Regions from separate parts of the Homo sapiens genome. Here region 1 is linked to region 2. A link is an interaction called in ENCODE POLR2A ChIA-PET data of the cell type or tissue named here. Cell type or tissue: A673. All regions are shown on one strand. Each heading gives the region's core, and the rest is flanking DNA. Links, peaks and the distances in the headings are about the cores only.

Region 1 (8,343 bases), core at 23-8,022, 54 kb after region 2:
AAGCTTAGGTTTTTTAGTTTGTATGTCATCCATTGGGTCTCCCATGAAGACCTACACATAATAGGTATGTACTTATTGCAAATTAACCTGCACTAATATCCTCATCAAGGAAGTATAATTGGCAAACGTCCTTCCATTTTTGTCTATTCTTGAGGGCTCCATTATTCATCTGAAGTCTTCTTCCAAGACCTGGGGGTGTTAACAAATACAGAAGCATTTCAATTTCATAAGTCTGACTTTCTCATTTCAGAAGCCAGTGCCAATAAACCTCTTTTTGGAAGGCAAACATCAAAGGCCCACCTTTCCAGTGCTAATTACCCAAATAGAAAGAGAAACACAATTCTTAAGTGGATAACTGTTCCCAGCAGTTAGAGATCTAATCCTGGTCTTTGGTCAGGATATGATTAGTGTGTGAGTGTTGAGATATTCTGTTTATGTATTCCATGTTTGATCTGGTGTTCAGCCATGTGCCAATAATAACAACAAAAACAGTAGCATTTGTTGTGTATCTTCTATGTGCCAAGTAATCTTCTGAGTACTTTACATGTATTAAAACATTTAATGCAGCCTCTATGTTATGTCCCATGGTTCTCAGCCTTGCCAGCACATTAAAATTACGCAGGGAGTTTTTAAAACAAGAAACCCATATGCCCAGGGCACACTGCCTTGACCAACAAAATCAGAATCTCTGGGAGTGGACCCAGACTTTATAAATCTTCCCCAAGTGATTTTAATGTACAGTCAAGGTAATTAAAAAGTTTGACCTAGTCTAAAAACAAGGGACAAATACAGTCATGCAGCTTTGGTTAATCACTTAAGACATGGTCTATAAGCAGAAAATCTAATAGTTCCTTCTTAAGACATGCTCTCCATCTAAGTATTCAAGTGACTAGGGACTCATTTGGTCCAACTTTGGGAGTAACTGAGGACCAGTCTTACTTCCAAGTGCCAGGTAGAGCAAGCCCTGGATCCTAACAGCCCTCTGATGGCCCTGCATCTCATTGCCACAGGCATCTATGCAACACTCTAGGGGTGCAGCTTGGTTCTTGTTGCATTGATTTTTTAATCTTGCAACTTTACTGAATGTATTAGTTCTAAGATTATTTTTGTAAAGTCTTTAGGGTTTTCTACATATAAGATTATGTCATCTGCAAACAGAGACAACAAGCTTTGGAGAGGATGTAGAGAAACAGGAGCCTACACAGTGTTGATGGGAATGTAAATTAGCACAGCCATTATGAAAAATAGTATAGAAGCTCCTCGAAAAAAAATGGAACCAACATGTAATCCAGCTATTACATTATATTACATATAATAGCCAATTCTGGCTATACAGCCAAAGGAAAGGAAATCAGTATGTTGAAGAGATATCTGCACTCCCATGTTCACTGAAGCATTCTTCACAATAGCCAAGACATGAAATCAAACTAAGGGCCCATCAACAAATAAATAGATTAAGAAAATTGTCATATATATTCAGAGTGGAATACTATTCAGCCTTAAAAAGAAAAACAAGAATCCTGCATTTGCAAAAACATGGATGAACCTGAAGGACATTGTGTGAAATTAAATAAGCCAGGCACAGAAAGACAACTACTGCATAATCTCACTGATATATGGAACCTGAAAATGTCAAACTCACAGAAGCAAAGAGTAAAATGGTGGTTACCAGAGGCTGAGGGGTGGGGAGATTTGGGGAAACAAAGAGAGAGAAGCAGGATCAGAGGGCACTGGAGGGTCATACAGTGACCTGAATTTGACACCAAGTGAAGGCAAAGGGTAAGAGTCAAAGGGAAAAAGAGAAGAGCACCAAGCTTCCACCCTCGTCCTAGTGTCTGAGGCCAGGAGTTGAAGGCGTCTCTCTGTCTGCTAGTGCCAGGCACACAGTGCAGCTTCAGAGGCCCCCATGGCTAGAACTGGATAGATTCTGCTAAACCCCCAAGGGTCCAATTCACTTTCCAGCCAGAATCCAGCCCAGTGGCTTTTTTTCTCAGCTGATTCAACCCTTCTTCTCATTACCCAAAGCTCCAGTACCCTTCCTACTATTCCTGCAGAGATTAATTTATCTCCAATAACCCCAGTAGGAACCAAAGCTTTCCTGTTACACACAATCAAGATGTAATTCCAAGTTATGTTTGAGTATATAGGAAGAAAGTTCAGCCATATGTACAGAAATGGCAATGATTTTAACCTGTAACTCTACCTACTAATAGCCATTGGAAGGCATCTAAAAGATGTGGATAGATTTCCTCTAAGGAGGTGCAGGCCATACCAACAAACTGCTCAACATTGCCATTTTAAAGGTGTGGGAAGTAAGAGCTTGTTTCCACATACCCACCATGAGCTGAGTGAGAACAACAGGATTATGAATTGGATTCACATGTCTAAAATTGGGTCCTGCACCAAGTCCCTCGTGATGAGTAAAACTGAGAAAAAGAACCCAGAAACACATCCATGACAGCTTAATAGGATTTAAACAACTCTATCTCATTAACTTTTCAAGGGAACCCTGGCAAAGTATGAAATTTAAGCACCACTCCAGGCTGAGAACAGTTATCTGTTGTTCATGTCACTGCACCTGCCCTATACTCCAAAGACATGGGCCACAGCTGCTTCTCCCAAATGTGCCCTAGAATATCTAAAGGGTTGGCTGGCACACAGCAGGAGGGCATTCTGTTAGTGAGGGATGCCCCTTTTGAAGCTGTGTGTGCATAGCAAGTGCCCAGTTTTTATTTAGATTGCATATTTATTTGGAGTAGGATGGGTAGAAATTCCAACAGGGCTGAAGCCCTTCCAAGCCATATTTTTGCTCCAACGTAGGTATATCCAAAGTGAACACGAACCTCAATGGCAGAGTGAAAAGTGGCCCAATATGCTCTATCTATTGCAATGTGGGAAGCTTCTTTTTCTTGTATTTTCCTTTATTTTGATCTTTTTTTTTTTTTGGCAAAAGTAAAAGGATAGAGAAGCATGAATAGAAAATTTTCTATAATAAGAATACTATCAAGAAAATCCCCAAATTCTTAAGTTGGTTAAATGTTGTGAAAGAGATTTATCAAGAAATTTAATCATCTTTAAGTATTTCTCAGAACAGATACACTTTCAGAGAATCAAGAGATGCTTACTTTCTTTTCTCAGAACTGTTGTATACCACTTAAGCATTTTCCTGAAGGGAAACTGCCCCAACCAAGGGAAGGTCACCGGTGCACGCCATCTTTGACATAAATGTGACTTGTTTGATTTCCTGAGAATGAAAAGCCACCAATCCATCTTATCAGCAACACATTTTGTGAATGATACAAGCATCTGCTTCTTGACAAGACTGGAGTGATTAATACCATCCGAGAAAGGGTTAATTAAATTACCATCTATTTTCAAGCCATCCTGAAATAACCTTGTGGGAATTCTTTGAACCTGAGAAAAGCCACCAAATAAAGAAATTTGATGCGTAGTTCCCCTCACAAGGATAGTTTTGGCTATTTGGCAACAGGAAAGAGTTCTGGCAACAAAACCCTCTAAGGAGGACACTCCCATAGTTGCCAATTAACAGAAAGTCATCTGGGGAGAATGCACTATTCAGAGAATACAGTTGGCAGAACCTGTATCAACATATTTGCAGGTGAATTACTGTATGCAGTTGTTCAATGGTTTTGCCTCTGCTCTTTGGCAAGAAGGGAATTAGACGCAGGATGTGATTACTACCTTTAATATTCAACTTGGAAAGTTTCAGTCGTATGCATCATCTCATGGATGTCCGCATTCAGTTTCTTAAAAGTCTTTCAAAATGAAAGTACTATGTTAATTGATGTAAGACCACTACCCACCCTTTGGAGATACATCACCTGCTCCAGAAATTCCACTATGTACCCCCTCCCTGCACCCCAGGCTCCACACCTCCTTCAAAGCACACCCATGGTAACGAAGTCCTCCCTGCATCACAAATCAGATCACAGTGTGGAGGAATTTCCTGCTTAGACATCTTCTTCCATAATGGACCGGAAGCCTCTCCAGACTGGGAACTGGATCTCCTCCTTCTTCCTGTGTCTCCATCTGGAGCACAGTGCCTGGTACAAAGCAGGTTCTCTGCAACTGGTAGCTGAGTTCAAGTGAACTGAGACCCTTGGGGACGGGATTTCCCAGTGCTTTTAAATGTGCTTTTAAATGTGCTATTTAACCCTCCTTCCTATGTGAAATAAAAGGGGACTTTTTACAGACATTAAATTTCCTATGAGCCATTTCTCAAAACTAAAATATGTTTATATGTGTTTTCCGCTATGCTAACCCCTGGTGTTTTCCGGTCTTCAACCAGAGCTCTTCTTCAAGCTGTGACCCATTCCTTTGTTTCAAGTGTTTTAATACTTGTTTTTTTTTTTTTTTTTTCCATCTCCATGGTGTTTTTCCTTCTGCAAATTATTTTTCCCTTTGGACCTCCTTCCTCCAGCAGTGTACAGGCCTGTGAAAGTAAAGTTTGAAGAGTCTTCCTGATTTTTACAGGAAGCTCTAAGAAAGAAGTAGATGAATATTATCCATGTTTAAATAGGATTCATTTGTCTGGTGTTTACCTACTATTGTAGTGTTCCACTAAAATTTAATAGAAAAAGTTTCAATGGAATACCTTGCCTTTTAATTAAAAGCCACAATTTTATTTGAATGTCAGAAATGCACTAAAGAAAATTGGCTGGAATATTTTAGGGAAGTGATTTGGAGACCTAAAAAGGTGAACAAGGTACAAAGGGGAAGATGTATGATAAACTCAAAACATACTCAAAATTTAAGTGTGCCTTACAATTGTAGATTTAAATGATTCTTAATATCATATGAACCTCATTGTGTATATAATAGGAAGTTAGAATTCAAGCCCCATGACGGCAGGGTCTATGTCTGACTTGCTACTCTCCCTAGTACTCATCAAAGCACCTGGTGCATAGCAGCCTCAATATTTGTTAAATTAATGAATATTTCTGAGTAATTAAATAAGTGGGGTTAACAGAAGTGAGTCCAAATGGATGAAAATACTACCTATTTCCCTCATACACCTCATTATACCTCATTATAGCACTGGGAATAGAAAATTGACTCAATCCAAAATAAGTCTACCAACAATTATTCAACTAACCACTGAGATCATGCAGAAGTTGTGCATAAAATAAAGATAAAAGATTTTGCCCTTGTCCTCAAGACAATTATTCTCAAGCTATGGGCTCCATACGCACACGAAATTAACAAGAGGAAAGGCAACAGATTCCTCTGTTTTTCCATTTTAAGCAGTGAGCCAAGAAAAACTATACATAACTGTTTACCTACAGGATCTGTGATATTTTATATAATGCCTATGAGGAAAAATGACTATTTCCACAGCTTTCGGTTTAAGAAATGAAAAGAGGTGGTTGGGCTTAGGATATTAGAGATAAGAAAAGCCCCAAAATTGGAATCTCTGATTTGAAGCATTTTAGCTGTATAATCTGGAATACTACCCAGTGGTAGCAGAAGTTAATGTTTATTAGGCCTAATATGAACTTTCCACTGTTCTACTATAATATTTCCACTATTGCAAGCACTTTCCACTATTCACGCACTCCTTTAACAACCCCGTTAAACAGCTGTCATTACTGTATGATTGGCATTTTACTGATTTAGACAACTGAGGCTCAGAATGCCTAACTTGCCAAAGGTTGTGCAACCACTGAGAGGCTAGCTCAGGATCTGACCACAGGTGGCCAGATAGGAGAGCCCACCCTCAGACCACCATGGATAGTGGTGACTATGGCTTGTGCTGATTCTCAATCAGTGATATCACTGTCATTTGGTGATTCTCAATCACTGAATCTTAGTCAGTGCTAATCAGTGCCATCCCTTCTGGAGGTCCACTGAGCCTCATAACAACTTTGGGAGGATCCTTTTGATCCTCAGTTTATTGATGAGAAAACGAAGGCTCAGGGAGGTCAGGTAACAGAAGATGTAAATTACAGAGTGTATAGCCGGTGACTCCAAATCTGGCTTCTTTCACTATAGCATGGTGCCTCTCAAATGACAAGTATGTGTCATCACTCTGTCACAAAATGTGGGGAAGGTCTATGCTTCCAGAAAGTTTTGGTCTTCAAGATGCTCGCATGAACCAAAACAAAGAGAACCACAGTTGCGGCTTACTGAGACTTTTTTTTTAATTTATGCGAATGAAATCTCTCTGGCTACCTCTCTTGCAATGCTTGATGATCTTTGGCATCTGAGCTGCCCTATTCTTGTTCCTACAGGTTTTCTAAACACTGGTAATAAGTGTGAAGAATCTAGCAGTGTCTTGGAGCACAGCAAACATTGGTGACTACATTTTGCATCCCAATGGCTATCTTAAATGTGAAGAATTTTTGGTAATCTCCCTCAGAGGTTTTAGACATTAAGTTTTTCATTATAGAACAAGATCAATGCGGCTACTTTTTACATAATTCATATCATGAGGACCTGATAACATTCCAGTGACTCTTTGTAGTACCTCAAAAGAAATGAAGTTCCTTCTAAAATGCATTAGCCAGTCAAGAATACAATGTTCTGGTAAGGCTGCTGAAGGCTGCCATGTGATATCAAAGATTTCCAAAGAATATCTGAGTCATGAATCCTTCATTTAGTGATTTAAGATTATTATGAAGCATCTGACCCCCAATCCAAAATGTAAAACACTAATAAACTCTTTAAAATATTCAAGTTAAACACAATTTATTATCTTAATATCCTCCTACTAATTATGCAGTTGTCATCATTCTCAAAATTAAATGACTGCTTCCTACAGTGCTGGGAAAAGAGGAAGTGCCTGACCTCAAGAAACTTAAACCACAGCAGGCATGATTCCTTCTACCTCAGTTTCCCTACATGAGAAGACTTCCTTAAAGGTGAAGTTTGGATTGGAAACCATATCGGACAGGTCCGGCTCCAACCAAGTCCCCAGAGAACTTCTTCTTCTTTTTTTTTTTTTTTTTTTTAAGGTGGAGTCTCCCTCTGTCGCCAGATTGGAGTGCAGTGGCGCAATCTCGGCTCACTGCAATCATCTCCGCCTCCCAGGTTCAAGCGATTCTCCTGCCTCAGCCTCCCAAGTAGCTGGGATTACAGGGGCATGCCACCACACCCAGCTAATTTTTGTATTTTTAGTAGAGACGGGGTTTCACCATGTTGGCCAGGATGGTCTTGATCTCCTGACCTCTTGATCCGCCTGCCTCGGCCTCCCAAAGTGCTGGGATTACAGGCGTGAGCCACTGCGCCCGGCCAGTCCCCAAAGAACTTCTACAAGCTCACCCCTCCACTCCCTACTCTCCAGTATGTTGGAATTATGCAGTCTTTCATTTTTAGAAATGTATGTGTAAAAGACCTCAAAGAATCTTCAGCTCCAGTCTCCTACTTTACACTTGTTTGTAATTTTTCTGGTTTTTGAAGATCCTAAGAACTTAATCTATAATTTTCTCTTGCTTATTAGGCTAGAGACTTATTATGGACTCCAATGGTCTAATAAAATGCTCTTTCCTGAAACTTAAACCCATTTCCTGTTGAATTCTATACAGCTGGAGAGTCGTGTTGACTTTTCGTGTCTGAAATAACAATCATGAAGCCTTCACTGCTTTTTCTTTTATGAGTCAACAACTGTCTTAGTTAAATTATTTCTGTACGCAAGAAACAGAAACCAGCTTTAATAAATGTTTAATAAAACTTCACAAGGAATTTATTATAAGGGGATATTACATTCTATATAAGGACAAGGATACACCTGAACCTCAGAAAAGGACTAAAACTATGAAATGAAGCAGCTCTGGAACCAAGGTGACTCTCCTATCAGTAACAAGTAGAGAGTTCAAACAGAGCCTGAAGCCAGACTCCCCAGGTTCAAGTCCCAGGTCCACCACAGGCTCTACCTTCAGAGAAGGGCCATCATCACAACCAGTCCTTCTTCCTCATGATCAAATCATGTATTCCTTTCTGAAACTCCTGAAGTTCCATTACACCTCGCTAAATGTTGCACTCTCTCAAAAGTATAGAACAAACTCTATGGGCAGAAAGAGAGAAGCTCAGTATTCTTCACCTGTAGAAGTCAATACTTTTCCTGGAATGAGAAATAGACCGTTTGTACCTCTATCTAATATCACTACTTCTACTACATAACTGACCCACATGCTACACTCTCATTGAGCTTAGTAGAATTAAGACAATAGAGTCTTTTTAAAAATAGTTTATCTATTCATTTTGATTTTGAGGACAGTTTAGTTTGTGTCTTCAAGTAAGTGGTAGTGATTTGCCCTAACTGAGTTTTACACTCTTTTAGAGGTTCTAATTTCTTCCTTTCCTATCTTTCAGACTACTGTCTGG
Region 2 (8,343 bases), core at 33-8,032:
CTCCTCTTCCTTCCCTCCAACAAACCCCAGTCACTGGATCACATTTCCTTAGGGCCAGACTTTGTGCCTCTCCAAGTCTTGAGCAAACCAATCATGTCAGTAGGGTTCACGAGGGGAAAAAAAAAAAAAGAAGAAGATTCCCCAGATCTCCCCTTTGCTTCCAAATAGCATTTGTACTTTTTATGGTCTTCTGAAGACAACGTCCCCTGTCTTTGCTGCCTAACTCAGGGAAAGGCCATGAGGATGGGCAGCTGGGGAGAGGAGGGGATATACCACCAGTCAGGGTAATCACATCAGTTGTCAGGGTCTCATCAACTCCCTCAGGCAAATGGAGTCTACATAGCTCCAGCCTGATGTTTACAGAAAGCAGAGAGATCAAGAATGATTCCAATAAGTGACCCAACTAAACGTTAAGATTAACATAGAAACAATTGCATCAAATCCTCTGCAAATGATGCACTCTTGAAGTTACTGCAAGACTGGGGCTTGACAGACTTCGAAACCCCTGTGCTACATGAGTCTAAAGGATTTAGTACCAGTTTTGCACACATCAGAGGATCACTTTCTTATATCCGCATAGGCAGTGTCATAAAACTAAAGAGTTCCTGAATTCTAAATGCCCTATCTGAATTATCTGCAGAATACATCAACCACCCAAGAACAAAATAATAAATCTTACTAACATTTTTCCAGAGGTCAGATAAGAGGGACATGAATTTAAGAGCAATTTTTTTTTGCTACTTAGTATTTCTCAAAACTACCATAAATTATCCAGACCTCCTATAATTAATTGGCTTTAGAGTTTTATGAGTTCCCAACATGTCCTTTTAAGCTCCTATTAAAGAAGAGTTAACTTGTGAGAGATGGTGAGTTAATTAAAAACCTTTAAAAATATGAAATCTTATAGGGTGTTTCTTTATGTTTCCATAGATTTTTAAAGTACAAAAATAGCTAATAAAAATACTTCACAGAAATGTTTGTTTCAGAGACTTGATCAATATTAATATGGAGCAAATGCTGATGATGCTTTTAGCATAAAAAAATCAGAAAGACATTTAAATAATTATGTTGAATTATAGCTATCCTTATGATGCTTGCCCGCCCCAATGCCAAGTCTATGCTATAAGTCATTGTTGTTATGTTTTATTGTTGTTGGTGTTTTGGCATAGCTGTGTAATTTTGGAAATAGTTGCTCCCAAGCCTAGAGACATATAAATGATGAGAAAAAGTATTTGAAGAAGTAAATAAACCACTCCACTCAAATGGCCCATAAAAGCTACCAGTAACTTTTGGCCCATCTAAAATTGTTACCCAGGAGATCCTGGTTACATGAGAAAAAAATCTTCTTTTTTTTTTTTTTTTTTTTTTTTTGAGACGCAGTCTCACTCTGTCCCCAGTCTGGAGTGCAGTGGCATGATCTCGGCTCACTGCAACCTTCGCCTGTCAAGTTCAAGCAATTCTCCTGCCTCAGCCTCCCGAGTAGCTGGGACTACAGGTGCATGCCACCACGCCTGGCTAGTTTTTGTACTTTTAGCAGAGACAGAGTTTCACCATGTTGGCCAGGATGGTCTTGATCTCCTGACCTCGTGATGCACCCTCCTCGGCCTCCCAAAGTGCTGGGATTACAGGCGTGAGCCACTGCACCCAGCCTAAATTCATCTTTTAATAATGTGCAAAGAGGGTGTAAAACATTCATGTACAAAGCCTGAAGATTCTGATAGGCAAATATGAGGAGACCCCCCTACTCCATGTAAATAGTTTACTTGGAAATCCAGAGCTGTGATGAGTGGAAAGGTATGAATGCAATGCTCAGAACATTCTCACTAGTGCCAGTGTACATCCTGCTAATGTTGTGCCTTGGCCAGAAGGACCTATATTTGTATTGAATGCCCATGTAAACCCAAACAGTTTTTCTTCTGGCAACCCAGATGTAAAAGTTTCCTCTAACGAAAGCCCGCAGAAAGGTTAAATTCATTGGATAACAAGTAGTCTCCTTTCGGCAGCTGCTTCCCTCAGATCGGGCACACCCCAAGCAGTCTTCTGTGCCACACGATGCTCCAGGTATGGTCAAGGGGAGATGGGTCAGTGATCTGTGACTGCAGTTTAAGCAACTACCTGAATTGACATCTAAGTTAAATCCTCACTCATTGTCCACCAGAGGAGATACAGCTAGAACCATGCAAATGATCCTGGGAGCTGCTAGCCAAAGCAGGGTTGGTCAGCTCATTTAAGGCTCTGAGCATTCGGGGAACCTTTATAAAATCCATTTGCTCTTCTGTCCTTTGCCCAGAATCTCATTGCACCTGACATTTCAGTAGATTTGAAAGCCTTGAGGGAGACCAAATGCTTATTGTAGCTGATATTTACTTGCAAAAAGTCAGAGCGATGTTTATGCTTCCTTGTTGCTGCACACTAAATAATAGCTTTGTGAAAAGCAGTGAAATCAGATAGGAAAATAGAGCACTTCATCAGTGCTGTGTCAAGGACCCAGCAGCTCAGCAGCCCAAAGCTGCTGAAATATGTCTGCTTTGCTTTGTGACACATGCTGGGCCAAAGAAAGACACCATTTCTCCGAGTTCCCCTCCTGGGGTGAGAGCCAAGTCCACACAGGTCTGAGGAAGGTTGTGCCCTGCCACTTGTGGGAGCATACCTTTAGGCTGGTGCAAAAGTAACTGCAGTTTTTACCATTACATTAAAAGTAACCAACATCTAACACCTCAGGCTCTGGAATCAAATGACCTGGGCTTTAGATCCTGGCTTTAGTACTTGGTGCTCTGTGACTCTGAATAACTCTAACCTCTCTAAGTCTCAATTTCTTTCATTCATAGGAATATCAATACTTAAATTGTAGAGTTGTTATAAATAATACATAAGAAAAGTTTTACACAAGATAAACACTAAAAATGTTTATGGCTGGTTTGTCTTTGTTTTTGTTTTTGTTTTTTGAGACAAGGTCACACTCAGCTGCCCTGGCTAGAGTGTAATGGCGTGATCATGGCTCACTGCAGCCTCAACCTCTCTGGCTCCAGAGATCATCCCACCTTAGCCTCCTGAGTAGCTGGGACCACAGGTATGCACCAGCATGCCCAGCTGATTTAATTATTTTTTGTAGGGGCAGGGTCTCACCATGTTGCCCAGGTTAGCCTTGAACTACTGGGCTCAAGCAATCCTCCCACATCAGCCTCTCAAAGTTCTAGGCATAAGCCACCATACCTAGCTCTGATTTTCAAATAAGATGCACATGTATGTTTATTGTGGCACTATTCCCAATAGCAAAGACTTGGAACCAAGCCAAATGTCCAACAACGATAGACTGGATTAAGAAAATGTGGTACATATACACCATGGAATACTGTGCAGCCATAAAAAAGGATGAGTTCATGTCCTTTGTAGGGACATGGATGAAGCTGGAAACCATCATTCTCAGCAAACTATCGCAAGGACAAAAAAACCAAACACCGCATATTCTCACTCATAGGTGGGAATTGAACAATGAGAACACATGGACACAGGAAGGGGAACATCACACACTGGGGCCTGTTGTGGGGTGGGGGGAGTGGGGAGGGATAGCATTAGGAGATATACCTCATGTTAAATGATGAGTTAATGGGTGCGGCACACCAACATGGCACATGTATGCATATTTAACAAACCTGCACGGTGTGCACATGTACCCTAAAACTTAAAGTATAATTAAAAAAAATAAGAAGAAGAATGAAGTTAAAAATGTTACCTAAATTTTCTCCAGTAGGCTTATGGCAACAATTAAGTAAAACTAAAGGTGAAATGGTACTACTTCTCTCAACTTTTGAGGTCAGTACCATGGAGATGAGCCGTACTCGTTCACAACAGTTCACTTAGCCCCACAAAAACAAAACATTCAGCTTAATGACCTGTGGTTCTGAAATCTTACATTATATATATATAATAAATTCATTTGTGTTTGCTTTCCCACAAAGAAAATATCCATCCAAATGAATGGGAAATATAATACCGCATTTATTGATATTGATCGAGGAAACCATGAGTAGATATGACTGTAGTACAGACCCCGCTTCATTGGAGGTCCTTGGCACATCTGTCTTGTTATTGCTGGCCTTTAGGCATGCCTTCATGGTTGTTGAAAGGACACCCATTAGCGATCAGCAGGCCTGGGTCTGAATCATTTGGGAAAGTTATCAACCTAAACCTCAGTTCTTGAATCAGTGGAGTATCATGCCTCCTGATACGGTTTAGCTGTGTCCCCACCCAAAATCTCATCTCGAATTGTAATCCCCATAATCTCCATGTGTTAAGGGACCAAGTGGAGAATTAAATCATGGGGGCTGTTTCCCCCAAGCTGTTCTCATGATAGTGAGTGAGTTTCTCAAGATCTGAGGGTTTTATAAGTGTCTGGCATTTTCCCTGCTTGCCCTCACTCCATCCTGCCACCCTGTAGAGAAGGTGTCTGTTTCTCCTTTACCTCTCCCCATGACTGTAAGTTTCCTGAGGCTTCCCTGGCAATGCAGGGCTGTGAGTCCGTTAAGCCTCTCTCCTTTATAAATTACCCAGTTTTGGGGATTTCTTCATAGTAGCATGAGAACAGACTAATACACCTCCCCTGTCTATCTGCTGGAGATTGCGTAGTACTCTCTCAAGTGAGACAGTAGATCATTGAAAGTCCTTTGGAAATCTCAATGTATACTGATTGTGTAAAGCCTTATCATACATGCAATAAGAATTCAGAGAAAGGAAAGACCAGTTCAAGAGCAAGCTTGTCTCCAAGTATAACAGTGTCTTCCTGTTTAACCCATATCATAAAAAATGTAGCATGCACTGTGTGTGACAACACTTGGCATAACTTGGATATCACTAGGGCTGAAATTAGTTTCAGAGGGCTCCCATAACAAATGGCTTTAAACAACGGAAATGTAGCCGGGAACGGTAGCTCATGCCTGTAATCCCAGCAATTTGGGAGGCCAACGCAAGTGGATCACTTGAGCTCAGGAGTTTGAGACTAGCCTGGGCAACATGGCAAAACCCTGTCTCTACTAAAAATACAAAAATTAGCCAGGTATGGTGGTACATGCCTGTAATCCCAGCTACTTGGGAGGCTGAGGTGGGAGGATCACTTGGGCTTGGGAGGTTGAGGCTGCAGTGAGCTGAGATGGCACGACTGAATCCAGCTTGGGTGACAGAGTGAGGCCCTGTCTCAAAAATAAAATAAATAATAATAATAATAATAAATTTTAAAAAATAACAGAAGTATATTCTCTATTCTCTCACAGTCCTGGCGGCCAAAAGTCCAAGATCAAGGAAGGTGTTAGCAGGGTTGTACTCTCCCCTAGGGCTCTTAAGGATAATCTATTTCTTGTCTCTTCCAGCTTTTTCTGTCTCTGGGCATTCCTTGGCCTAGGGCCATATCCCTCAAACTCTGACTCCCTGGTCTCTTTGCCCCATCCTCTGTGTATCTCCTTTATGTGTCTCTTACAAGGCAGTTGTCCCTGGATTTGGGGCCCGCCCAGATAATCCTTAACTTAATCACATCTGCAAAGACTCTTTTTTTGAAAAAAAAATAAGATCACATTCACATGTTTGAGGAATTAGGACCTGAGCATATAATATTTTTTAGGGGGGCACTATTCAGCACAGTATGAGGCTCCATGACACATTTAAAAGTGTTAAGCTACTTAGGTGTAATCTTCTTAACATGTGAAATGGCCACAATGCAGCCAGCTGTTACCCAGTTTGACTTTCATATGGTCAGATATAACCATGGCTCTTCATAAGACAAAACAAACAGGAAACAGGAGTTATGCTATCTGAAAATGAGTGAACGGACATTAACCACGAGGCTGGCATTGGCAAAGACCAGAAAGCAAAGGACTTTCTGTGGGTAGATGTATTCACTTGCTAGCACTGTCATAAGAAAGTACCACAGACTTGGTGGCTTAAACAACAGAAATTTACTGTCTCAGTGCTGGAGACAGGAAGTCTGAGATCAAGGTGTCGACACAATCGGTTTCTTCTTTTCTTTTTTTTAATTTTTATTTTTTTTAAATTTTTTTAAATTATAATTTAAGTTCTAGCACACATGTGCACACTGTGCAGGTTTGTTACATATGTATACATGTGCCAGTTTGGTGTGCTGCACCCATTAACTTGTCATTTACATTTGGTATATCTCCTAATGCTATCCCTCCCCCTTCCCCCCACCCCACAACAGGCCCCAGTGTGTGGTGTTCCCCTTCCTGTGTCCAAGTGTTCTCATTGTTCAATTCCCACCTATGAGTGAGAACATGCAGTGTTTGGTTTTCTGTCCTTGAGATAGTTTGCTGAGAATGATGGTTTCCAGCTTCATCCATGTCCCTACAAAGGACATGAACTCATCCTTTTTATGGCTGCATAGTATTCCATGGTGTATATGTGCCACATTTTCTTAATCCAGTCTATCACTGATGGACATTTGGGTTGGTTCCAAGTCTTTGCTATTGTGAATAGTGCCGCAATAAATCGGTTTCTTTTGAGGCCTCTCCCCTTGGTTTGTGGATGGCTGTCTTCTCTTTGTGTCTTCACATGGTCTTCCTGTTGTATATTTGTGTCCAAATTTCCTCTTCTTATGAGAACACCAGTCTTATTGGATCACAACCCATCCTAATGACTTCATTTTGCTGAAATATCTTTTCTTTTAACCTTTATTTTAAGTTCAGGGTTACATATGCAGGTTTGTTATATAGGTAAACTTGTGTCATGGGGGTTTGTTGTACAGATCCTCCATTTCATCACCTAGGTATTAAGCCTAGTTCCTGTTAGTTATTTTTCCTGAATCTCTCCTTCCTCCCAACCTCCACCCTCTGATAAGTTCCAATGTGTATTGTTCCTCTCTTTGTGTCCATGTGTTCTCATCATTTAGCTTCCACTTATAAGTGAAAACATGCAGTATTTGATTGTCTTTTCCTGAATTGGTTTGCTAAGGATAATCACCTCCAGCTCTATTCATATTCCTGCAAAGGACATGATCTCTTTCTTTTTTATGGCTGCATAATATTCCATGGTATATATGTATATATGTACCATATTTTCTTTATCCAGTCTACCATTGATGGGCATTTAGGTTGATTCCATGTCTTTGCTATTGTGAATAGTGCTGCAATGAACATATCAATGCATGTGTATTTTTGGTAGAATAATTTATATTTCTTTGGGTATATGCCCAATAATGAGATTGTTGTGTCCAATGGTATTTCTGTCTTTAGGTCTTAGAGAAATCGCCACACTGTCTTCCACAATGGTTGAACTGATTTACACTCCCATCAGTAGTGTACACGCGGTCCTTTTTCTCCACAACCTCACCAGCATCTGTTATTTTTTGACTTTTTAATAATAGCTATTCTGACTGGAGTAATACCTTTTTAAAGACTTTATTTCCAAAACACCATCACATTCTGAGGTATTAGGAATTAGGACTTCAACATATGAATGAAGGGAGGGGGACACAATTATGCCCAGATCTCTCAGCAAACTTTTTATTAAAGGACCAGATAGTCAGTATTCTCAGCTTTGTAGACCATATCATAGCTACTCAACTCCACCATTGTAGTGTGAAAGCAGCCATAGATGATTCAAACCAATGTGTGTGGCTGTGTTTCCATAAAACAAGCAAAGCAAAATGAGAGGGTGGAACTCGAGAAACAAAGGTAAGTGAGTAGTCTTCCAGGTCTAGTATCCACCCCTCCAATGGGATTTCTGACTTGGTGATGCTGAGTTCTCAGGAAGAGGTGCCTCCCAAAGACCATGTGAGTGCTTGAGTGTTGCTTTTTTGGTTTGTTTCGTTTCACTTTACTTTGCTTTATTTTTAAAATATCTTTTAGTTTTAAAAAAGTTTTGGTAGGCTGGGCGCAGTGGCTCATGCCTGTAATCCCAGCACTTTGGGAGGCCGAGGCGGGTGGATCATGAGGTCAGGAGCTTGAGACCAGCCTGGCCAACATAGTGAAACCCTGTCTCTACTAAAAATACAAAAAATTAGGTAAGCGTGATGGTGGGCGCCTGTAATCCCAGCTACTTGGGTGACTGAGGCAGAAGAATCACTTGAACTCAGGAGGCGGAGATTGCAGTGAGCAGAGATCACACCACTGTGCTCCAGCCTAAGCAACAGTGTGAGACACCATCTCAAAAAAAAAAAAAAAAAAAAAAGGTTGTGGTAAAAAGCATATAATGTAAAATTTACTATCTTAACCACTTTTTAGTATATAATTCAATAGTGTTAACTATATGCACATTGTTGTACGGAAGATCTCTAGGAATTTTTCTTCTTGAATGGCTGAAACTCCACACCCGTTAAACAACATCTCCCTATTCCCCTCA

Evidence for each region. Peaks named below come from ENCODE experiments on the same cell type or tissue, not always from the same donor. Only the 100,000 strongest peaks of a DNase experiment are listed, where the experiment ranks them.
Region 1: POLR2A ChIA-PET joins it to region 2 with 22 read pairs; 2 of 35 experiments call an interaction of 5 or more read pairs at or near these places.

What each region holds. Positions count from the first base shown.
Region 1 is chr2:223,113,584-223,121,926 of GRCh38, reverse strand. LOC124907986 (a long non-coding RNA gene) reads right to left here. Exons shown (of 2, transcript XR_007088096.1): 2 at 1-189. Among named protein-coding and RNA genes, the nearest start is that of KCNE4, 66 kb to the right of the region's middle. In A673, for the core only: no CTCF peak of the experiment used is centred there; DNase peaks (open chromatin) are centred at 3,476, 4,196 and 7,516; H3K4me3 peaks cover 860 bases; H3K27ac peaks cover 6,436 bases.
Region 2 is chr2:223,167,491-223,175,833 of GRCh38, reverse strand. No RefSeq gene overlaps it. Among named protein-coding and RNA genes, the nearest start is that of KCNE4, 120 kb to the right of the region's middle. In A673, for the core only: no CTCF peak of the experiment used is centred there; no DNase peak of the experiment used is centred there.